2 separate regions of the Homo sapiens genome follow, and region 1 is linked to region 2. The links are chromatin loops, found by intact Hi-C in ENCODE. Cell type or tissue: PC-9. All regions are shown on one strand. Each heading gives the region's core, and the rest is flanking DNA. Links, peaks and the distances in the headings are about the cores only. Region 1 overlaps TGFA (transforming growth factor alpha). Region 2 has its middle 80 kb from the start of FAM136A.

Evidence for each region. Peaks named below come from ENCODE experiments on the same cell type or tissue, not always from the same donor. Only the 100,000 strongest peaks of a DNase experiment are listed, where the experiment ranks them.
Region 1: it touches region 2 in a loop (1.9-fold over the local background); 2 of 110 quality-filtered maps call a loop at or near these places.

Annotation. Positions count from the first base shown.
Region 1 is chr2:70,519,868-70,527,867 of GRCh38, reverse strand. The region is part of intron 1 of TGFA (transforming growth factor alpha); the gene reads left to right. Among named protein-coding and RNA genes, the nearest start is that of TGFA, 30 kb to the left of the region's middle. RefSeq lists an enhancer at 3,240-3,856. In PC-9, for the core only: no CTCF peak of the experiment used is centred there; DNase peaks (open chromatin) are centred at 2,697, 3,447 and 6,777; H3K4me3 peaks cover 2,525 bases; H3K27ac peaks cover 6,401 bases.
Region 2 is chr2:70,373,334-70,390,195 of GRCh38, reverse strand. No RefSeq gene overlaps it. Among named protein-coding and RNA genes, the nearest start is that of FAM136A, 80 kb to the right of the region's middle. In PC-9, for the core only: no CTCF peak of the experiment used is centred there; DNase peaks (open chromatin) are centred at 8,075 and 8,765; H3K4me3 peaks cover 1,432 bases; H3K27ac peaks cover 4,187 bases.

The DNA.
Region 1 (8,000 bases), core at 1-8,000, 140 kb before region 2:
GTATGACTGGACAATCCAGAGTGCAGAGTAAAGTCATCCAACTTCACAGTGCTGTAACTGTCATCAGCTGGTAATAGAATACTTTTTTAGAGTAGCTTTAGATTTACAGAAAAATTGAGCAGAAAGCACAGAGAGCTTTACCCCACTGCATAGTTTCACCTGTTATTAACATCCTGCATTGGTGTGATATGTTTGTTACAATTGATGAGTCAATTTTGGTACATTATTAACTAAAGTTAATATTAGTTAACTAAAGTTAGATATAAACTAAAGTCCCTCGTTTACATTAGGGCTCACTCTTGTAGTTGTACATTCTATGTGTTTGGACAGATTTATAATGACACATACCCACCATTATAGTATTGTACAGAGTCATTTCACTGACCTAAAAATTGCCTGTGCTACACCTGTTCATCCCTTTCTCCCCTCTCCCAAGCCCCTGGCAACTACTGATCTTTTTACAATCTCTACAGTTTTGCCTTTTTCAGACTGTCATATAGTTAGAATCATACAATATACAGCCTTTTCAGACTGGCGTCTTTCATGCAGTAATATGTATTTAAGCTTTCTCTATGTGACTTGATGCTTATTTATTTTCATTGCTGTATAATATCCCATTGTATGAATGTACCACAATTTGTTTATCCATTTACCTACTGAAGAATATTTTGGTTGCTTCCAAGTTTTCACAGTTATGATTAAAGCTACTGTAAGCATCTATATGCAGATTTTTCTTTGAAGATAAGTTTTCAACTAATTTGGGTAAATACCAAGGAGCACTATTGCTGGATTGTATAAGGGTGTGTTTGATTTTGTAAGAAACTGAAAAACTGTCTTCTAAAGTGTCTGGACCACTTTATCAATTGGTTTTGACTCCTGAACCACTTTCATTTAGATGAGTCTAATTTTTCCAGAAAATACTTCAGAAATACACTAACTGTTAGTAACCTGAAACCCTTTTCTCACTGCACTCTTACATGGGACTTAAAGGTGAAATGCTGCCACCTTCATTCTTCTTTCTGTAGTCTTCCTGCTGGTCTCTGTTCTTGCTAGAACTAAACCATCCTAGCAGAAAACTTCCTCTTTTCCCTCTCCCTCCTTTTTGCTTCTCATCACCACCCTTTCCCCAGCAAAAGTTAAAGGGGAAAATGGACTAGAGCAGGGTTGGTAGGGGAGATCCCACTCCCATTTTCCCATAGCAGAGCTATTGCATTTTCTCCGGGATTTTTGTTTTCCTTTAAAATGTCTTAAATTGACACTGCTAAAAGATACATGATGCTCTCTGCCCCACAGCTCTGGGGTTGGCATGCCTTGTTCCTTACTGGTTTGTCTCGAGTCAATAAATGAGATTCTGCCCATACAACTAAGTGCATTTGGGGCATTAACTGAACAGCTTTGCTACACGTGGCTGGTAAGAACATGTATTGACCTGAGGGAGATACATTAGGGGCCTTAAAATCTGGCAGTGGACCAAAAGAAAGTCAAATGCATCATCCCCGTGTGTTTCTTCCCTCTTGGGGCTTCCGAGTCTCATTGGAACCCCACCACTATAAAACACCTGGAGTGGGTTTTGTGACTTGTCAGTCTTGTTACTTTATAAATAGGCTTCATGTTGTGTAACCTGAATGCTTTGGGTTAATACAAAGAGACAGACAAGACAGGCACAGGCTGATGACCTGGAGAATAGAGGGAAGAGCTGACAGGAAAAAGCATTCCAGGTAAATGGGGCAGGTTGGATCACCATGGTCCTTCTGTGACCATTTTCAAGGCTCTAATGAGTGGCCCTGTCTGCTCATGTGACTACAAGCTTGTTGCATTTCCCCTGAGTTTTGGGTACATCTGCCCATATACAGTTGGAAACTAAATGACCTGCAGTTGAAGAGACTTTCTCTGTTGGGGCCCAGAATTTCTCAACAGAGTGCACTGTCAATATGTTAAGCAAGACAAGGTTCTGTGCATTACAGAAATCAGAAACTTAGCATCCGCGGCCCCACCATTAAGTACCAGTAGTGCCCCCTAGTCCTTGTGACAGTCAGAAAGCACCTCCCACCACAGGTTCTCAGATGCTCCCTAAGGGGCATCTGCTACCAGCAGTAAGAACCCCTGGGCTAGCGGGTGGTCTGGTCAAGGTCTCCCAGTGAAAGGGAGTAAATCTGAGTACCACCCCGTCCACTCCTCCTCTTCAGCACCTGGAGCCTGCACTTGTTGCCCAGGCCTTTCTCCCCTACTAGCCTCTTCTCCCTCCTCCTGCCCCTTGCTTCTGGGGCCCAAGGAGGAGAACTTAGAGATTCTGCCAGTTTGCAGTGTGATGTGGGTTGAGAAATGTGGAGCTGCAAGAAGTAAGTGTATTTACCCCTTAACTCTTGAAAACCTGTAGTTCTGGGGATTTGTTTCCTTCTTGATTGAACTTGCTTCTTAATCAGCCACCCTTATCAACTCAAGTGAGCATGCCTAAGGGGTGTCCTGTGGCCAGCCCCCAAGGTGGACAGTGGGGATTAGCAATGGGGCAGCATTGTCCCCTTCCCCCATCCCCTACTTCCAGGCTGATGCTGCATTGATCTGAGATTCTGCCAAGTCACACTGGTATTTGTATTGGCCCAAACCCAAAGCCTCACAATGCCTTCTGCAGGGTGGTTCCGGGGTGTCCAGGGTGTTGTGCACCAGGGTGCAGGGATGAGTTTGTCATCACCAAGCTATTCACATGGAGGAAATGGGACAGAGTTCAAGGATTGCTTGTTTTTACCTCCTCCCTGCTCATACCCTACTTTCAAGCCACTTGTGTGAATGATGCCCACACATGGCTTTGACTGAGCTGAGGGGATGGGCTTGGTTTGATTTCAGCCACCAAGAGTCTAACTTTGCTGGCCCGAGGTGCACACCAGCAGAACCACTGCTCACCTGGGCCCAGAGGATGGTAATTCTGAGACATCACAGGCCAGGGAAGTTGAGATGGGGCCAATGGGCCTTCACGGATAGGGAGGGACTTATAACCTCCCCATGGATCCTTCCAGAGGTGGTGTTTGGTTCCTGTACTTCTTGTCAGCCAGGTGCCCTCTGCTCAGCTGGTTCACAATGCAAAGGGCCCAGGGCCCTGTGGATAGCTATAGCATCTGCCACTTTATCCCCAGCTTTGTCCCTAGCCCACTGCCGCCATCCCCTTCTTCCTCCCTCCTGGACTCTGGGAAAATCAAGTGTAACCCTTTCCAGAGACACCTCAAGGCCTCGTGTCACAGTGCCAGTCAGCTGGAACAGGTTTTCAGAGTGCCTCAGCTTGGCACGGCTTCTCTGCAACCTCAGAACTCGGCCCTGGTAGAGCCTGTTGGTGATTCAGCAGCTGGGGAACTCCAGCCAGCCCGAGAGGGCTCGGCGATACTCGCCCTGTTGCCTTGAAATTCCAGGAATTTGGATGGGGGCCCTCAGCCAGCCAGTGCGTGAGCAGGCCTGGGGAAGAGGAAGGTTGACTCAGTACCCAGCCCCTGGTCTAAGTCTTTGATAAGGCTTAAACTCTTCGGAAGAGACAATTGCTTCCTCCTGGCACAAAAGGGTGTGGCATAGATCTGCACAGGTGAGAGCAAGCACAGGGCCTTCCTCACCTCTAGCCAGATGCGTGCTGCATCCTGGTTAACACTGTTGGATAAAGATGTTTTACCTATCTGCTATTTGCTTTGCTTTATGAGAGAGGGTTCTCTCGGACCACCAGATCAGTGGGCAGCCTTATTCTATAAGGCTTTGAAGTGGGTAACATGTTGGGGAGAATACAGGAAGATGTCTGTGTGGCAGTGTGAGTTGTTGCATCACAGTGGCCGGGCCTTAGAAACAAAAGTGTCTCAACAGGAAGCAACTGGCTCCTCCTCCAAGGGTCTCTGTGCCTTTTTTATTTAGTTGTTTATTTTTTGCATGCTTCTCCAGATGTCAGGAAAAGCATTTCACCTCCTTTTGCAGCTATGTTACTTCTCTGTTAACATAGCTGCAAAGGGTTATGTAACAACTAGGTTACTTCTGTGGTGTCAGTTCTGGGCACTTGTTAGTGGCATTGACTCTAAAGAGTTCAAAGCAGTTTGCCAATATTCTCATTTGTCTCTTGAAGTAGGGAAAGATAGTAACCAGCTCTCCTAAATCAGTAATGGTGGGAAATGAGGTCTGGGCTGAGAGAAGGAGGGACAGGAGATACTAGTCCATGTGAGTGACCTGATCTTATACCCAGCCCAGTGCTGGTGGGTATTAGGAGGTGCAGGCAGGGAGCTCTGCCTGCCAGAGTGGTCAGGGGGCATCGTGGAGGACTTGGGGATTGAGCTCGACCTGGAAGGCTGGTAGAAATGACGTCAGGCAGTAAGGAGGCTTTTCTACGCAGAAGAGAAGGAGTTAGTGTTTGTAAGAGACCCGGACTAGGTAGAAACATTTGGGTGGAAGAAAGGGCTGTAATAGGGAGCATCAGAGATACAGGAACACCAGTGAGTGTGTTTGCTTCAATCATCTGGATTGTAAACTCCTTGTGGCAAGTCTTGCCTTTGCTTGAAGAGCCCTGGGACACAACATTCACAACGAACGTTCACAATGAGCGTTCACTCCTCTGTCTTAGCCTCCTTGGGATATGGCCAGGCCTCTTTGGGGTCACTGGATGGAAGTCTTTGTGTTCTTATAAAAGTTTCAGGAAAAGCCAACAAAATGAGTTAAGGGTAGGAAAATAAAATATTTCAGGGGTCATCTCATCGGGTGACCAAACAATGCAGGATCCACTTGACAGGCCACTTCAGCAGACTTAAATCCGGGCTTTGGATAAGGATGACAGTTCCTTCATTCCTCATGGATTTTTCAATATTGTAGTGGGAATATTTAATATCATTTAAATAGAAAAACACAGATTTAACTTACCACCCAACTGAACAATGGTACAGCTATTTATAATGGAGTTCAATGGCTTTTGAGAATTGGAAGGATCCTTTCTCATAGGAAGGGACTTTTCATTCATTGCTCTCTGCCCAGCACCTAGACAATGTCCCGCTAATGGTGCAGCAGGTGCTCAGTGAGCACTTGTTGAATGAATGAATGTCAGGATTCAAGTGCTCTGTGCAGCAAACCACCATGGCCCACGTCTACTTAAGTAACAAACCTGCACATCCTGCACGTGTACCCCTGAACTTAAAATAAAAGTTGGCTGTGATCCCAGCACTTTGGGAGGTCGAGGCAGGTGGATCACTTAAGGTCGGGAGTTTAAGACCAGCCTGGCCAACATGGTGAAACCTCGTCTGTACCAAAAATATAAAAAATTAGCCGGGTGTGATGACACACACCTGTATCCCAGCTATTCAGGAGGCTGAGGCAGGAGAATTGCTTGAACCTGGGAGGTGGAGGTTGCAGTGAGCTGAGATCATGCCACTGTACTCCAGCCTGGGCAACAGAGTAAGACTCCATCATAAAAAAGTAAATAAATAAAAAATAAAAGTTGGAAATAAAAATTCAAGTGCTCCTCATCTCCACTGAAATTAGAGTAAGAACCAAGACCTAGAGCTGTAGCGGCAGGGATCTAGACTAGAAGTAAAGGAATTCCCGAGGATCTGCAGGTTTTCCCATTCCCCATCTGTACACCCTCACTACTCACTACCCAGCCCCTAGTCCAAGTCTTTGATGAGACTTTAACTCTGTTTTCAAGCTGGTGACCTCTTAGAGAAATTCAGTTCAACATAAATGTATTAAAATCCTATGTAGGTGCGTTAGGCCAGGTGTAAGGATAGAGATGATTTAGCCACAGCTCCTGACCGCACTAGAGAGGAGAGACAGGTAAGATGTAAAAACTTCTGAACTGCAAGGCAGAATAAAGTAAGGATTCCTCTGAGGAAGAAATGATTATTTCTGACATTTGAGCAAGGCTTTGAGAGGCCAATTTGATTCCCATGGGTAGAGGATGGGATATGCCGACTTGAGAGATCAGCATGATGTGAATGAAAACTGTCAATAGGTTCGGTACGGTGGCCTGCGCCTGTAATCCCAGCACTTTGGGAGGCCAAGGCAGGTGAATCATGAAGTCAGGAGTTCAAGACCAGCCTGGCCAATATGGTGAAACCCCGTCTCTACTAAAACTACAAAAATTAGCCAGGCATGGTGGCGCGTGCCTGTGGTCCCAGCTACTCGGGAGGCGGAGGCAGAAGAATCGCTTGAATTCGGAAGGCAGAGGTTGCAGTGAGCCAAGATCGTGCCACTGCACTCCAGCCTAGGAGACAGAGCGAGACTCAAAAAAAAAAAAAAAAAAAAACAAACAAACAACAACAAAAAAAACTATCAATAGTAGCAGCTACCATTTGTTGCATGTTTATTGTGTGTCACTCAATATACCACATTTTTCTCATGTGTCTCTCGTTTAATCTCTAAACAACCCTGTGCAAGAGTTGGATATCTTTATCTGCTTTTACAGTGAAGGAAACTGAGGCTCAGGCAACTAAACTAAAGTCAGCAGCCATAAGAAGTTGGGTGAGGATCCTAGTAGCATGAACCCAAGGCACCAAGTTGGGAGTGCCAATTTTTGTGCAGGGAAAAGGGGCAGTGCTGGGCAGCTGGGGTCAGAGGACCTGACAGGAGGGAATGGGTGGAGTTTAGGTGGAAACGAGGTCTAGGATCAGGTTATGCATGCTAAATCTCTACTCAGGACTTGGGGCTGGGTTCTGTCTCTGCGCTGGGTTCTGTGAGTGGTACAGAGCCCATGGAGAGCTTAGAGGATAGGAGTGATTTCATTCAGCAAGGTCAGTCTAGTAGTAGGAGCAAAGATTTTTTTTTTTAAGCTGTTGGCAAGAAAACCAGTCTAACAACTATTTTGATAGCACAGGGAGAGATGATAGGGCCTGAATTGGGGCAGTAACAGCAGGGATGCAGGGGGATGGATAGGATGGACGGTGTGGAGGCTGGGTGTGTAGGAGGGCTTGGCTTGGATACTGGGTGAAGGAGAGGGAAGGGCTGACAATGACTGCCTAGTTATCAGTCCCGCCCAGAACCAAGGAAGAGGTGGAAGACATGAGTTCAATTTTGAACACATGATCTGGGGTACAGGCCTTGTGGAGAGTGGTGGAGGTTGGAGATAGTGTTTGGGCATGGAAGCAGGGGAAGCATCTATGGGAATATAGGGTCGGTCCGGTGCCTTGGTGGGCTGTAGTGATAACTTCAACAGCCTACACTTGTCTGCCTTTGTTGAAGTAGGGAGGATTCCATTTTTCTCGGGTAGTTGCTGTCCCACGTGACTTGAACATTTTAAGGGAAAGTCAAAGGTCTCAGATTTCTCTTTTTTTACTTAATTTGCTCACAGTATGTAGGTGCTAAATAAATATTTGATTAGTTAACATAAGTAAATAACAATTTTTTTTTTTTGGAGTGGGAGTCTCGCTCTGTCACCCAGGCTGGAGTGCAGTGGCACAATCTTGGCTCCCTGCAATCTCCGCCTCCCAGGTTCAAACAATTCTCCTCCTCTGCCTCCCAAGTAGCTGGTATTACAGATGCCCACCACCACACCCAGCTGATTTTTGTATTTTTAGTGGAGTCCGGGTTTCACAATTTTGACTATTTAAACCCTCAAAAGGCGTAAAAGGCATGCTATTTCAAGATCAGTCCATGGAACATCAGTAGCCTGCAGCTGGGCGACCCCGGGGCCTCAAGTAAAACCCTTCGTTGAAGTTCCCTTAGTGATTTCCAAAGGGAGGAGGGTCATGACCACCTCCTCATCATCCTGAACTTCCTGGAAGTTATGATGAAACAGGACCAACATGAAGCCCCATCAAGTGCTGTGTTCAGTGGGTGCTCATGGTGACTTATGGACCTCATGTACTCTATTTCATTTTGTTTCACTTAATCCTTGCAAGTCCCATGAAGGGCTGTTATCCTTGTTTTATGGATGAGCACACCAAGCCTTAGCAAGGGTACATAATAGAGCCAAGATCTCACAGTGAAGGAGTGGCAGAGCCAGGATTTGCACCCAGGCCTGATGGCAAAGCCCCTTTCTGCTGTGCTGTGACAGGCTA
Region 2 (16,862 bases), core at 3,350-11,349:
TGAAGAAACTGAGGCTTGTAGAAGCTAAGCAATTTGGTCTAGGTTATACAGCTGTTAAGCAAGGGATACAAGCTGTGGACTTGAACCAAGTCTATTCAAAGCCCCTGACCTTCGCCACTATGCTATACTGCCTCTCACAAGGTCATAAAATTAGTAAATTGCTTGTTTTTTTCTCTTAAGTCAAAATTTCACAAGGAAAACCATCCAGCCCAGATTCTCCTATCAGACTTGGATTATTCAGTTACCTCCTGGAAAGCAGCAAAACTGCCTTTCTGAGCTGACTGGGTCACTGAGGTCATCTCTCCCTGACATGCTATCAGAGTCAGATCAGAACAACTGAAGTGGAGACCAGGCATGGCAGCCTTTACCTGCCACGAATGATATAGATGGTGGCAGCATCACAAAAGGAAATCAACTTGGGCTTTCATTCAACTTGCGGTCTCCCCTCTGTGGGTCTTTCCTACCTTTCACCTGTCTTGGGAAGAAGTAGGCATGGGTGAATTAGTTTACAGAAGTGTGCCAGAGCTCTGGGCACAAGGTGCCACTTCCTTAGGTCATGTGCATCCTCCACCTAGGAAAGACCAAAGCTCACCCAGAATCCCTCCTGATATTTTCAATAATAAAGGTTATGGTGGGTTCCTGGTATCCTCCCAGGAGGTGGTTCTCCCAAGGGTGTTAAAAAATATATATATCAGTTCTCCCTTGTTAAATGTGTGGTTTCCTATAATAGCTTGACATGGGCCATTACTCCATCCAGCACCACTCTATCTTCTTGAACCCTCAACCTCACCAGCTTACCTATTACATTAACTCCCAAGACAATGTCATCTCTATCCTCTTGGAAGGGAATGAGGCCTAGGACTCCATCTGAAGAGGGGTCACAGTTCTGACTGACTCAGGAAGGATGGATGTCTACCAGTCTCCATTTGCTAGAGAAGGGTTCGGTAGGCATCCAAAATTCTACCCTCTCAGAAGAGCCACCCCACACCATTTCCAGTGGCTGCCTCGGGGAAGGCCATGCAATAGTCCTCAGCTTTCCATCAGAGCTGGCAGTCCAAAATCAATCTCTCATCTGTGCCACTGGCAGCGCCCTCCATTGTGGGTGCCAAGAAAGTGGTACTTAAGCTGGGGGGTCAAGCAGAAAGGAAAAGATACATAACTGCAGCTGCACCGTGTCATGACGTCAGGGTCTAGAAACTGAAGAAGGCACGGGAGGGAGAAAGAAAAGGGATGTTTGTTGGGAAACCATCTCACACAGTCCAAATTAAACAGGCTGTTTGCTCAAGTCTACTTTCCATTTCTGCCCCTCTCTCTACTAATTATTACCTCTCCTAAAACCTTTCTCCCTTAACCCAATGTCCCACTTCTAAAAGAGTCTAAGGAATTCTTCCTGATCCTTTAAGAGCCTGAATTGCTGCATAAACTTAGTATCACTGGTCCCATTTTAAAATGCCAAGAACAAAGCAAGGCCCATGTCCTCTCCTTGAAGTCTTTCTTGAAAATTGCAGCCATCTCTGATCTCTCTCCCACCTCACCAGTCTTGAAATTTACTGACTGTATCATCCATTTGAGCACTTGAGCCTCTGTTCAGCCCAACAGAGGCCATGGCTTTTTTGTCTTGACTATTCTCAGACTATTTCATGTAAGTATCTTGTCTTCCTGGGAAAACTGTAAGCTCCCTGGAGTCTAGGACTGGGTCATGTAGTTCTTTAGTATATGACACTGTGTCATATATAGTGTTCTGTATATGGCTCTGAATACACAGGAAATATTTTTTATGAAACTGCAATGAGCTGAACAGAATCAAAGGGAGGCATATGACAAAAGATGAAATCACTGGGCACTCATCAGGAAAATATTTAGTGGCCTCCAATTTCAGGTGAGCAATGTTTAGGATGGGGCCACAGTATAAGCCAGAATAACACATGGGCCAGTACCTGTTGCAATAGGTAAGCTGACAGAGTGCTGTGAGGCTTTGGATTGAGCAGTCTGCACATGCAGAGGGAAGAGGAAGGAAGATCCATACTTTATTTGGACTGAGACTCAACACCAAACCATAGTCCAAGCGAGGCCACCCAAATGGCAATGCTTCCCTAGAACAGGTGCCAAGTTCACCAGATTAGCTGTTGATTTGTCCATTTTAGCACTATTCTACATCTCCATGGTCATCCAGTTTTCAAAGGACACCTGATTTTACCTCAACCACTACCTTTGTTGAAACAAAAAATAACTCATCAACTTACCCAGTCAAACAATATAAGTCAGAGGTAGCCTTGGGAATTTCACTGACAGCTCTAGAATTCCAGGTCTACTCCCTGCGGTTGGAAGTAGGCGTCCTTGTTCTCTCACTGGCACGTTTGAACTCTAAAAGGGCCTTTTTTCTAATGGCCTCCCGTGCAGATGTTAGCAAGAATGAACCTTCGGCCAGGCACAGTGGCTCATGAGTGGGAGAAATCAGCAGCCTGAGAGAGGATGGCACTCACAGAGTGTACAGCGTGAGGCTAGTGTTGGAGTCCCTGGAGGGTTTGTCAGCATTGGGAGGGGCTTCAGAGAGCACCTGCTCCATCGCCTGTGTTACAGGCCAGGAGCCTGAGGCCCTGGGAGACTGGACAACCTCCCAAGGCCACACAGTGTGATCACAGTGTTCCCGCAGCTGGGGCTTTGGGCTCCTAACTCCCAGTCCCCGGTTTTCCCAGTACCTAAGAAAAGAATGCAAAGAATTAAAAAATAAGGTGCAAACTCTGTGGTAAAATTTGATGGGTGAGAAGTACAATATCCTTTGAGAGCTCACAAAGAACAGCAACAGAAAAGTTCCACAGAATAGCTAGAGCGGGTTGCAGAGCTCATCATTGCCAGAAGTATCTATAGTGCCCACCAGACCCAGTGTGTCTTTCCTAGGGATGCTGTCATGAAGCCCACTGGGACTGGGGGGCTTTTTTCTTTGAGACAGGGTCTCACTCTGTCACCCAGACTGGAATGCAGTGGTGATCACGGCTCACTGCAGCCTTGACTTCCCAGACTCCAGCAATCCTCCCACCTCAACCTCCTGAGTAGCTGGGACTACAAGTGTGTGCCACCACACCCAGCCAATATTTGAATTTTTGGTGGAGATGGGGTGTCACCATGTTGCCCAGGCTGGGCTCAAGCAATCCACCCACCTCGGCCTCCCAAAGTGCTGGGATTACAGGCGTGAGCCACCATATCCAGCCAACTAAGGGGCTTAAACAACAGAAATTTATTTCCTCGAAGCTCTGGAAGCTAGAAGTTCAAGACTGAGGTGTCAAAAAGGTTGGTTTCTTCTGAGGCCTCTCTGCCTGGCTTGTAGATGCCTGCCTTTCCCCGTGTCTAGACATGGCCATCCCTCTATGTGCCTCTGAATCCTAATCTTCTCTTCTTACAAGGACACCAGCATATTGGATTAGGACCCACCCTAAAGACCTCGTTTTAACTTACCCTTTTAAAGTCTCCATCTCCAAATACAGTCACATTCTAAGGTACTGGGGGTTAGGACTTCAACATATAAATCTGGGGAAGACACAATTCAGCCGATAGCACCCAATAACATTTCATTCTGAATCTACTAGTGGGGAGTTGTCCAGTTCTTCTCCTCCTCCGACAGGGGATTTGGGCTAGTCTAGTGGGACATTGGCCTAGAAGCTACAGTGGGGCTGGGGCCTCTCAATCCAGCAACCAGAGCAGGATCACAGGGCTCCTTGAAAAGCCATGAGCCAGCCTTCCAGGAGCTTCTGCCCTGAGTCATTCCACATGCCCTCGTCACATCCTTCTCATCAATCTCCGCGGATCTCCACGTGCAAGTACAGAATAAACAGGAGGCTTTCTAAAAGAAATGCAGTTTGGCCTTTGTCCCATTCACGTGGAACAGAACTCCTGGGCTAAAGAGTAGAGGCAAATGTGATGGAGATGAAGATTATGCTGTGGCCCTGGCCTGGTCCCAAATGAGCAGCGCCCTCAGGCCCTGAGGCTGGAGAGACTGCTGCCACCCCAGCTGGCCTAGCCTACCCTGCAGGGGTGAGCTGGTGGGGCAGCGCCCCCCTCCGGCTTCACATTTTCTTCAGATTCTTCGCACATCTGCAGCAGCTTCCTGAAGATAGAAATCGGTTGGTGCCTACCTGTTTGGAAACCCACCAAAGCAAAGAGTAAAACAGCATCCAAATTGGTAGGAAACACTGTTTCAAGTCTGGAAAATACTCTTTTGATTATGTTAAAAAAAAATGACCATAAAGATAGCACAGAAACTGTGTCATTGAGAGCAAAATATGTGTTGATTTAAAAAAAAAAAAGTCCACGGCCTGGGAACTGTGTTATGAATCATGTTCCACTTTTGGAGGAAGAGCCAATTAGAGTACAAAACCTGGCTGGGCATGGTAGCTTACACCTGTAATCCCAACATTTTGGGAGGCCAAGACAGGAGGATCGCTTGAGGCCAGGAGTTTGAGACCAGCCTGGGAAACATAGCAAGACCCCATCTCTAGTTAAAAACCTGAAAAAGCAAACACACAAAAACCATAACCAAGTATGGTGATGCACGCCTGAAGCCCCAGTTACTCAGGAGGCTGCGGTAGGAGGATCTCTTGAGGCCAGGCATGAGGCTGCAGTGAGCTATGATTGAGCCACTGCACTCTAGCCTGGGTGACAGAGCAATACGCCATCTCTTAAAAAAAAAAAAAAAAAGCACAAAACCATTGTGTGCCCCTGTAACAAGGGACTTATGAGAAGGGCAGGTTTGCCCAACTCCTAGGACAACAAACATCAAGCAAACATCAAAAATGCTTCTCTGACCTTGCCCTAGGCTAACTTGATCATTTACAAATGAGCCCTGTCTACCTACACATGTGAAGTTCTCTATGAATGACATGAAACTTTGGTTACTTGCTGTATGTAGGGTCAAAGAGCTTTTGTTCCACGTTTGTCAGAAAGACTCAATGACATAGGACACAAGGCAGAATGCCAAAAACTACCCATGCCTTTTGTATTTTCATACCCTTGGAGTCATGGGTCTTTCCTTAACAAAGCTGGTGGACTAGTCCAGTCACAAAAGATAAACTGACATTATTTAAGGTGCCTTCCCAGCTCAGAGTTTGATGGTTGCTTTACTTCCCATTGACTGTTCAACATTAGCCAATCCCAGGGCTTTTCATGAGCCTGACACCAAGCACTGCCCTTATCAGAAGCATGGCATATTCAGGATAGCAAATGGCTCCCCACGGCTGGTACCTAAGGTGTGTTTTGCTTTGTATAACATAAAATTTTCGTCTCTCCAACTGCACACGAATTCTTTGTTTTCTGTTTTTGAGACAGTTTCTCATTTTGTCACCTAGGGGCTGGAGTGCAGTGGCGCAATCATGGACCACTGCACTCCAGTTTCTGGGCTCAAGCAATCCTCCCACCTCAGCCTCTCAAGTAGCTGGGACCACAGGTGCATACCACCACACTTGGCTAATTTTTTTTATTTTTTTGTAGAGATGGGGTCTCTACAACTGTGTTGCCCAGGCTGGTCTCCAACTCCTGGGCTCAAGCAGTCCTCCTGCCTCAGCCTCCCAAAGTGCTGGGGTTACAGGCATGAGCCACTGCACCCAGCCTGCACATAAATTCTAAATAGGGCCAGTAAGCCAGGCAGGTGCTATGTAGGAATTTTTAAATCTGAAAATCCAAAATCTATGTGTGAAAAACACTGCCTGAATGTACAGAGAGAAAATGTTGTGTTCTTTGTTGATGAAGAAAACCAAATTTTGTGAAATATTTAAAGAGGTTTGTTCTGAGCCAATATGAGTACCCAGGCCCCAGGGAACAGTCTCAAGAGGTCTTGAGAAACTATGGCTGAGAAGATAGGGTTACAGTTTGGTTTTATACATTTTAGAGAAATGGAAGTTACAGGCAAAGACATAAATCAATACATGTTAAGGTATATATTGGTTCGGCCCGGAAAAGCTGGGTATCTCAAAGCAGGGACTTACAGGTCACAGATGGATCCAAAGATTTTCTGATTGGCAGTTGGTTGAAAGAGTTGAACTTTGTCTAAAGACTTGCCAGTAGAAAGAAATGCTTGAGTTAAGCTAAGGGAGGTTGCCACGACCAGGGCTCTTGTTAGGTATATGAAGCCTCATAGGTAGCAGTCTTTGGAGAGAATAGATGGTAAATGTCTCTTTTTGGACCTTAAAAGATGTTTATCCCTCCTAAATTCAGGAAAGCCCTGTCCGCATTAATGGAGATTCTCTACAGATACAAATGTCCTCCCCTAAAAGACAGTTTTGCAGGACCATTTCAAAATATGTCAAAGAAATACATTTTGGGGTAAAATATTTTTATTTCCTTCAGGGTCTGCTGTCTGTCCTGTGATGCTAACCAGAGTCAGGTTGGCATTTGGTGTCTTATTCCCAGAGTCTGTTTTGTTAGTCTTATGATCTGTATTTTAATATTAATGCTGGTCAATTGCGCATAGACTCCAAAGGAAGGGGTATAATGAGGTGGTCCTTCCTTCTTGTATTAGTTCATTTTCACACTGCTATAAAGAACTACCTGAGACGGGGTAATTTATAAAGAAAAGTTTAATGGACTCACTGTTCCATGTGGCTGGGGAGGCCTCAGGAAGCTTACAATCATAGCGGAAGGCAAAAAGGAAGCAAGGCATGTCTTCCATGGCAGCAAGAGACAGAGAACAAGGGGGTAACTGCCACACGCTTTTAAACCATCAGATCCCGTGAGGACTCACTACCACAAGAACAGCATGGGGGAAAATGCCCCATGACCCAATCACCTCCCACCAGCTCCTTCCCCTGACACCTGGGGATTAAAATTCCACGTGAGATTTGGGTGGGGACACAGAGCCAGACCATATCACTTCCCATCATGGCTGGGTGTGATGGTTAATACTGAGTGTCAACTTGATTGAAGGATGTAAAGTATTGATCCTGGGTGTGTCTGTGAGGGTGTTGCCAAAGGAGATTAACATTTGAGTCAATGGCCTGGGGAAGGCAGACCCACCTTTAACCTGGTGGGCTCAATCTAATCAGCTGCCAGCAAATATAAAGCAGGCAGAAAAACGTGAAAAGTGTGAGACTGGCCTAGCCTCCCAGCCTACATCTTTCTCCCATGCTGGATACTTCCTGTCCTCAAACATCGGACTCCAAGTTCTTCAGTTTTAAGACTTGGACTGGCTCTCCTTGCATCTCAAGTTTGCAGACAGCCTATTTTGGGAACTTGTGATCATGTAAGTTAATACTTAATAATATATATATAATATATATATAATCTCATATTCTGTCCCTCTAGGGAACCCTGACTAATACACCAGGAATTCAGTTTTTCAGGTTTCTCTGGGGTCCCCTTGGTCCAGAGGGGATCCATTCAGTTTCAGGTAGGTAGCGAGGGGGTGCTTAGGATTTTATTTTTGGTTTACACCTTATTTGTAAGGATTTAGCAAACATACAACTAAAAGTGAATGAATAAATGATCCTGACAAGTTTGCTCCACACTAGTCCCCATCCTCCATGGAACTAGGAATGCCCATGGGCCCTTCATCTCCTTGAGACTGAGTTCCCAGAGGCTGCTCCACAGGCAACCCAAGGAGTGCAGGAGGTATTTGCCCTGTTTTTTGCATGTAAGATTTATCTGCTAGAAGTCAATGATAATAGTTAATATCCATGTTGGTTTAATTAAAAGAATTAGTTTTTCTCCCATATAATTAAAATGAAACTTGATGTCAGAATACAGAAGCACTCTAGTAATATACATCCAATTAGATATCCAGGAGATTTCATAACAACAGAATGCTAAGAGTTCTGTGGAAAGAGAACAGGGTAGATACTCATTTGCAGTAACATTCCAGTTCTTTTTTCATTCATTAAGGAAAGGCTGCCCACTGGACAAATTCAGGAAGTTATTATTCTAATCAAGATAAAGACCCAGACCTGACACACTTATAATAGCCTTAGGAATGCCCAGGGCAGGATGAACCAACCCAACCTGCTAGGACAACAACTGAGGTAGAGACCCAGGTGTGGGAAAGGTTTAAATGTAACCGCCACAGCCTGGATGAGGACAGGAAGTCCCAATCCTATACTGGAATGGGTGAGAACATTCTACCAGGGCCACACTTCCTGCTGCACCCAGTGTCAGCTCGATCCCCCAGGGCATGCAGATGAGGTCGGCAGCACAGCCCTGCCCTGCCCTTGTGGAGATGACAGCACAGGGAAGAGGAGATTAATGCCGGGGACTATCAGAAAGCAATCCAGACTGCGTGTGAGCAAGTGTTGGGTAGAAACTCTGACCACACACACCAGAAATGCAGAAAAGACAGTGATGAGTGGACGGGATTGCCCAGAGGAGCCTCACCAAGAGGGAAAAACTGAAACTGGGCGTTCAAGGGACAGATAAGGACTTCCTGCAGCAGAGAAGAGAATGGCAAAAGAAAAAAGGAAAAGAGAAAGAGATTTCTTTATAAAATGGAGTCACATCTAAAGAGTTGGTGGGAGTTTTCTATGTCATAGGTTATTATAGAAACTTCATGAGGGCTTAGTATATTCTCTCCCCCAACTTTCTCACTCTCTCTTTCTCACTCTTTCTCAACTGTTGATATGCATTTTGTCCAGTTATGAAACCAGAGGGCATCATTCTATAAATTAGAACTTTCAGGAGAGTAGAGGCAAACCTCTGAGGTCATTCAGAGTCATTTAAACATTGTCATTAGCAAGTAAGGGTGACTCACTACAACCTCTCATAGGCAGGTAGATTGGGTCCAAGAGGGTCGTGATTCATTCTTCCTCACCCCAGAAATCAGTCTCCCTAGCAGGGCAGGAAGTGGCCCCTGCCTTCTCCAGGACAGTTGACCAGGGACTTCCAGTAGGTTTCATGAGCCTGCTCAGCAGCCCTCTCCTGAAGGCCACTAAGACTTACTGTAAAGGGTGCAGCTCAGAAGGGGAGATCCTCATCACCTCTGGAGAATTCAAGAATGAGGCATCAAGCCAGAATTCATTATACCCTTCCCCACCTTCCACAAAACTTCTTTCCCTGAATGTTTCATAGGTTCAAAATGTAAGTCCCAGAAAGTTGACCACATGGATGGGCCTTATAAATGAACTGTTTCAGACATTAAAGAAGGTCTAAATAAATGGAAAAATTCCCTGCTTATGGGTCAGTAGACTTAACACTGATAAGATAGTGAAACTCCCCAAACTGATCTGCAGGTTCAACAAAAACCCTATCAGAATCCCAACTGATTTCTTCGTAGGAATCAATAACGATTGTAAAATTCATATGGAGTTTCAAGGGACCCAGACTAGCCAAAACAGTACTGAAAAATAACAAAGTAGGAGGACTACACTTCCTGATTTCAAAACTTACTACAGAGGTTCCTGGTTACTATAAAGCAATCAAGACAGTGTAATACTAGCACAGGAATAGACATGTCGATTAATGGAGTAAGATTAACAGCCCAGGAAGAAACCCATACATCTATGATCAACTGATTTTCTACGGGGGTACCAAGATTGCTATGTGGGGAAAGAAGAGTCTTTTCAACAAACAGCACTGAGTAGACACAGGCAAAACAATGAAGTTGGATCCTTCCCTCACACCATATGCAAAAATTAATTGGTCATTAGGAAATGTAAATCAAAACTGCAATGACATACCACTTAATACCTATGAGGATGGCTATAATAACTTTTTTTTAAAAAACAGAAGATAAGTATTGATGAGGATGTGGAGGAATTAGAACTCTCATGCATTACTGGTGGGTATGTAAAATAAAGCAGCCACTATAGAAAACAGTTTGGCAGTTCCTTTAAAAGTTAAATATAGAATTACCACATGACCCATCAATTCCACTCCCGTGTGTGTGTGTGTGTGTGTGTGTGTGTGTGTGTAATGTATATATGTGTGTATAAATATGTACAAAGTTTGTATATATATATAATATATATACACACATACATACAAGAGGAATGAGAACATATACCCACATAAAAACTTGTACACGGATATTTATAGCAGCATTATTTATAATATCAAAAAGGTGGAAACAACCCAAATGTCCGTCAATGGATGAATATATCAGCAAATGGCACTATATACATACAATGGAATATTCAGCCATAGAAAAAGCAATGAAGTAACTTGGATGAATCTCTAAAACACTACGCTAACTGAAAGAAACCAGGCACAAAAGGTAACATACTAGAATATTCCTTTTATATAAAATAGCCAGAATAGGCAAATTCATCAAGACAGAAAGCAGACTAGTGGTTAACAGGGGATTTGTGGAGGGGGCTAATAGAGATTATTTCATGGATACAGGTTGTTCTTCTGGGGTGGTGAAAAAGTTTTGAAACTAGAGAGAGGTAGTGGTTCACAACATTATAAATGCACTAAATACCACAGAATTGTACATTTTAAACTGGTTAATAGTGTGTTACATAAATTATACCTCAATTTTAAAATATTAACTCAAAAGGGAGGAAAGATCTAAATGTAAGAGCTAAAGTCTGAAAGTAAGGGCCCGGGGCCAGGAGCCTTGGCTCATGCTTGTAATACCAATGTTTTAAGAGGCCCAGGCAGGAGGGTTGCTTGAGGCCAGCAGTTTGAGATGTTGCCTGGGCAACATAGCGAGACCCTGTCTCTACAAAAGATTTTAAAGCTAGCCAGGCATGGTGGTGCACACCTGTAATCCCAGCTACTGAGGAGGCTGAAGCAGGAGGATCACTTGAGTCCAGGAGTTTGAGGTTACAGTGAGCTATAATCATGCCACTGCAATCATGTTGCTCTGGGCAACAGAGCAAGACCCTGTCTATATTAAAAAACTTATGACTCAATGTAAAAAGACTAATTATCCAATATTAAAATGGGCAAAAAAATCTGAATACCCATTTCTCCAAAGAAGATATGCAAATGGCCAATATGCATATCTATAAATGCTCTAGATCATTAGTCATTAGGGAAATGCAAACAAAAACCTTAACACCACTTCGCACCCACTAGGATGACTATGTTTAAAAAAAAAAAAAAAGTGTTGGCCAGGATGTGGAGAAATTGGAACCCTCATACGGTCAGGCAATTCCTCAAATGATTAAACAGAGTTATTGTATGATCCAGCAACTCCACTACCAGGTATATACCAAGAGAATGAAAACACCCCCTCACAAAAACTTGCACACAAATATTTACAGCAACATTGTATAAGAGAAATGAAAACATATACCCACAAAGAAACTTGAAAACAAATGTTTATAGCAGCATTATTCATTATAGCCAAAAGGTAGAAGCAACCTGAATGTCCACCTGATGAATGGATAAACAAAATGTAGCATATACATACAATGGAATGATAGTCATAAAAAGGTATGAAGTGATGATACATGCTACAACACACATGAACCTTGAAAACATGCTAAGTGAAAGAAACCAGGCACAAAGGCCACATATTATATAATCCCATTCATATGCAAGTCTGGAATAGAGAAATTTACAGAGACATATCAGTGCTTTTTGAAGGCTGGGGTCGGGGGAAAAGATGGGGTGATAGTTAAAGAGTAGGGGGTTTCTTTTGGAGGCAAAGGCTCTAATACTGGCTGTGATGATGGTTGCACAACTCTGCACATACTAAAGCCCAGTGAATTGTATACTTTAAATGGACAAATTGCATGGTATGTTAATTATATCTCAATCAAACTTTTTTAAAAATTAAGGCTCCAGTCTGGGCATGGTGGCTCACACCTATAATCTATGATTCCAACAATGGGAGGCCAAGGTGGGCAGATTGCTTGAGCCCAAGAGTTCGAGACCAACCTGGGAAACATAGCAAAACTTCATCTCTACAAAAAATACAAAAATTATCTGGGCGTAGTGGTACAACACACCTGTAGTCCCAGCTACTTGGGAGGCTGAGGTAGGAGGATTGCTTGAGCCTAGGAGGTCAAGGCTGCAGTGAGCTGTGATCCCTCCACTGCACTCCAGCCTGGGCAACAAGAGCAAGACCCTGTCCCAAATAAAAATAAATTGAGGCTCCATTCCTCCCCTACACGTCTATATACACATGCAAAGCCATGCTGTCTCCAGATCTACACCTGGAACTTTTCAAAACTGGGTTAGTCCATTCCCTGATTTTGGGGAACTGATCTTGAGATTTCTGGGCCCTTCTGACAGTTCGAGGTAATTGGCCGTTTACACACAAGGGCAAAGTAGTATTTGATAATTACTAAAGCCACAGTCCTGAATCACAGGAGTTAGGAGTTTGGGAAAACATCAACCACCCAACAGCCAGGTTTCCATGAAAGGAGGCCTCAGCTTCTGATAATCTCCAGCCCATTCTTAGTACATTCCACTTGTCTCTAGCTTCTCCTTTCCCATTTTGGCAAATTTCCCTCCGTCTCCCGTCTCCCAGCCTAACAGATTCTTGACTCTGAGAAAAAGCAAGCACATGCCCACCACCCCCTTTCCAATCAAGCTCAACTGCCTCCAGCCCCCTGCTCACATGTAAAGCCCAGCTGAACTCTGATCTGAGTTAAAAAGCTTTGTGTGTGCTAACAAGCTGTGGGTTTTTGCCTTTTTTCCACCAGCTCAGATTACCTGGTTTCCAAGTGGGCCAACTCTGGGAGAAACTCTTCCAATCAATGCCTTCAGTTGAGGTCTAAATGTCCATGCCTCTTACTCCAAAGGAATAAGAAACCAGAGGAAAAACACATTGCAACACAGTTATTACATTAGTTCTTTATAGCCAAGGTCTCCAGCTTGGAGGTGGGGTGGGGAGGGGAATGAAAGGTTTTCGTATTTGATGAATAAATGCCTTGTAGTCCCCTTTGGTTTTTCTTTAAAAAACTCCAAACATGTAGCAAATATTCTCTCGGTCCTGCACGTGGCACCCCCTCCTCTGGAAGAGAGGTTGAAAAGTAAAATCCATTTTACAGATACAGAAATGGAGGCAACAAGCCACCTGATAACTTTCTTGACTCCCAAACAAGTTCTAAGGCTACAACTTTCACCATCAAATTTACTTTCCACTTCAAATGTTCCTCTTAGACTCCCACTATCTGCTTTTCCAAGACAAATCCTACTTCTATTCAAATATTCAGACCCTCTTGGTCCATGATGTAGCCACCAAAACATAGCCCCTCCTGATCCTAACTTTGCTGGAACACACAAAATCAAGTCCCTGATCATATTGTATCATATTCTCTAGTTGTTTTCATGTGGAGTGCCCTAGCTGAGTGGTGCCCTTCCAGAGATTATATTTGTTTTATTTTTTTCTTTTCTGTAGAGGGAAAATGACCAGCTTCTTCAAGACATTGGGCCATGACATAAGATAAAATAGCCTAGATTGGTACAGCCATTATAAAAAAAAAAAAAGTATGGAGTTTCCTTAAAACATTAAAAATAGAGCTACGATATGATCTAGCAATCTCACTTCTGAGTATATATCCAAAGGAAATGAAATCAGTATCTTAAAGAGGTATTTGCTCCCCCATGTTCATTGCAGTATTATTCACAATAGGCAAGGCATGGAAACAGCCTAAGTGTGTCAACAGATGAATCGATAAAGAAAATGTGGGCCGGGCGCGGTGGCTCATGCCTGTAATCCCGACACTTTGGGAGGCCGAGGCAGGTGAACCACTTGAGGTCAGGCACTCAAGACCAGCCTGGCCAACATGGCAAAACCCTGTCTCTACTAAAAATACAAAAATTAGCCAAGCGTGGTGGTGTACACCTGTAGTCCCAGCTACTCAGGGAGCTAAGACACGAGAATTGCTTGAACCCGGGAGGTAGAGCTTGCAGTGAGCCGAGATCCACCACTGCACTCCAGCCTGGACGACAGAGGGAGACTCCAGCTTAAAATAAAATTAAATGTGGTATACATGATGAAATATTAGCCATTAAAAAGAAGGCAAGCCAGGTGCAGTGATGAGCACCTATAGTCCTAGCTACTTGGGAGGCGGAGGCAGTAGGGTCACTTGAGCCCAGGAGTTTCAGAACGGCCTGGACAACATAGGGAGACCCTGTCTCTACAAAAATTTTAAAAATTAGCCACATGTGGTAGTGCATGCCTGTGGTCCCAGCTACTTGAGAAGCTGAGGTGGGAGGATCACTTGGGCCTGGGAGATCAAGGCTGCCGTGAGCCATGATCACACCACTGCACTCTAGCCTGGGCGACAGAGCAAGACCCTGTCTCAAGAAGAAATCCTGTTATTTTCCACAAAATGGATGAACCTTGGGGCATTATGCTAAGTGAAATAAGTCTGAGAAAGATGAATACTCCATGATCTTCCTTATGTGTGGAATCCAAGAAAGTTAAGTTCATAGAAACAGAGAGTAGAAGGCTGATTACCAAGGGCTGGAGGTTGGGGGAATGAAGGAGGTGGTAAAAGGATACAAACTTTCAGTTTTAAGATTAGAAAGTTTTGGAGATCTAATGTACAGCATGGTGACTATAGTTAATAATACTATATTGTATACTTAAAATTTGCTAAGAGTGGATATTAAATGTTCTCACCACCACCAAAAAAAAAAAAAAAATGCTAACTATATGAGGTGATGAATGTGTTAACTAACTTGACTGTGGTAATCATTTCACACTATATATGTATATCAAAGCATCACGTTGTGTACCTTAAATATATACAATTTTATTCATCAGGTATAGCTCAATAAAGCTGAAAATTTTTAAATAATAGGCTGGCATGGTGGCTCACACCTGTAATCCCAGCACTTTGGGAAGCCAAGGCAGGAGGATCACTTGAGGCTAGGGGTTTGAGACCAGCCTGGGCTGACCTCATAGCATAGCAAGACCTCGTGTCTATAAAAAAATTAAAAAATTAGCCTGGCATAGTGCTGTGTGCCTGTAGTCTCAGCTACTCAGGAGGCTGAGGTAAGAGGGTCCCTTGAGCCTACGGGTTTGAGGCTACAGTAAGCTATGATCATGCCATTGCACTCTAGCCTGGGCGACTGAGTGAGACAGTCTCAAAAAGTACCAGTTCACATGTATTATTTAGGAGATGTACAGTCTGTGGAGTATCAGGCTGACTTACAGCTTTAGGTAAACATTAAACACTCAAATGTAAATTTGGGCTCAGGAGTGAGATATAGAATGGAAATGTGGGTTCAAGAGCCAACCCTTTAGTTGAAGCCACAGGTATGGATGATATGGATGGAGAGAGAGTAGTATCTGGAGGAGTCTAAAGATGGGGAGAGGGTTAATAAGATAGAGGAGACATGAACTATTGGTTATTCTTACCACTCCTACATTTGCAACCTGTCTTCACATCTCTTCCTTCCAAGAAGAATTAGCAAGGGCCAGGGCTGCAAAGAGCACAACATCAGTAATTGACTTTGGTGCCAATGCAGGCTGCAGCTGTGTCTGTAAACAATACAGTTCAGGATTTGTCACAGATGGTGCCAGCCAACGAGAACGTGCCTAGGGAGTCAAAGCAGGGTATCTTAGTACATTTTCTGTTGCTTATAATAGAATACCTGAAACTGGGTAATTTACAAAGCAAAGAAATGTATTTCTTGCAGTTGTGGAGGCTAAGAAGTCCAAGGTTGAGGAGCTGTGTCTGGTGAGAGCTTTCTGGGGTCTCTGCAGAGTCCTGAAACACAGGGTATCACATGGTGAGGGTGCTGAGCATGCTAACAAGCTCAGGTCTCTTCCTTTTCTTTTAAAGCCATCAGTCCCACCGGGCACAGTGGCTCATGCCTGTGATCCCAGCACTCTGGGAGGCCAAGGCAGGAGGATCACCTGAGGTCAGGAGTTCCAGACCAACCTGGCCAACATGACAAAACCCCATCTCTACTAAAAATACAAAAAGTAGCTGGGCATGGTGGTGGGCTACCTGTAATCCCAGCTACTCATAAGGCTGAGGCAGGAGAATCATCACTTGAACCTGGGAGGCAGAGGTTGCTGTGAGCTGAGATCGCACCATTGCACTCCAGCCTAGGCAACAAGAGCGAAACTCTGTCTCAAAAAAAATAAAGCCACCAGTTCCACTTCCATGATAATTCATTAATCCATTAGCCCATTAACCCATGAATCCATTGATTCACGAATGTATTAATCCATTCATAAGGGCAGCATCCTCATAATCCAATCATCTCTTAAAGGTCCCACCTCTCAACTGGGGAATAAATTCCAACAGGAGTTTTGGAGAAAACATTCAACCCATAGCATGGGGTTTGCTATTTTTTCAGTAGTTAATATTATATGTCAGTTATTTTCTAATAAAAATTGGATGATATACATATTTAACTGCTATATATATGTATATAGCGATTCTCCTGCCTCAGCCTCCTCCCAAGTAGCTGGGATTACAGGCATGCACCACCATGCCCAGCTAATTTTTGTATTTTTAGTAGAGACATGGTTTCACCATATTGGTCAAGCTGGTCTCGAGCTCCTGACCTCAGGTGATCCGCCTGCCTTGGCCTCCCAAAGTGCTGGGATTACAGGCGTGAGCCACCATGCCGGCCCCCAAAATATTTTTATACATAGCTTAATTCATACAATATGAGTACATGGTAAATTTGGCATAAACACTGAAAATTATGCACCCCCTTTTGATGAATACCCCAATTTACACCTAAGTAAAGCACCTAATTTAGGAAATTTATGTTTGGATATGATTTTGTTGTTTCAAGAGTAAATGTTATGGTGTGATTTTATTGTAAATTGTTCAATATGTGGTATGCTAAAAAGTATTTTCTATTAAAGATACTCAGTTAAATAGATAAATAATGAAATAGCCTAGATAAATTGTATATGAAAAATAAGATTGAGACATGATTAAAGAAGAATGCCTGTTAAACTAAAACTCAACAGAAATGAGACCTAAACCAATGAGAATGGAAAGAAATAATATAGA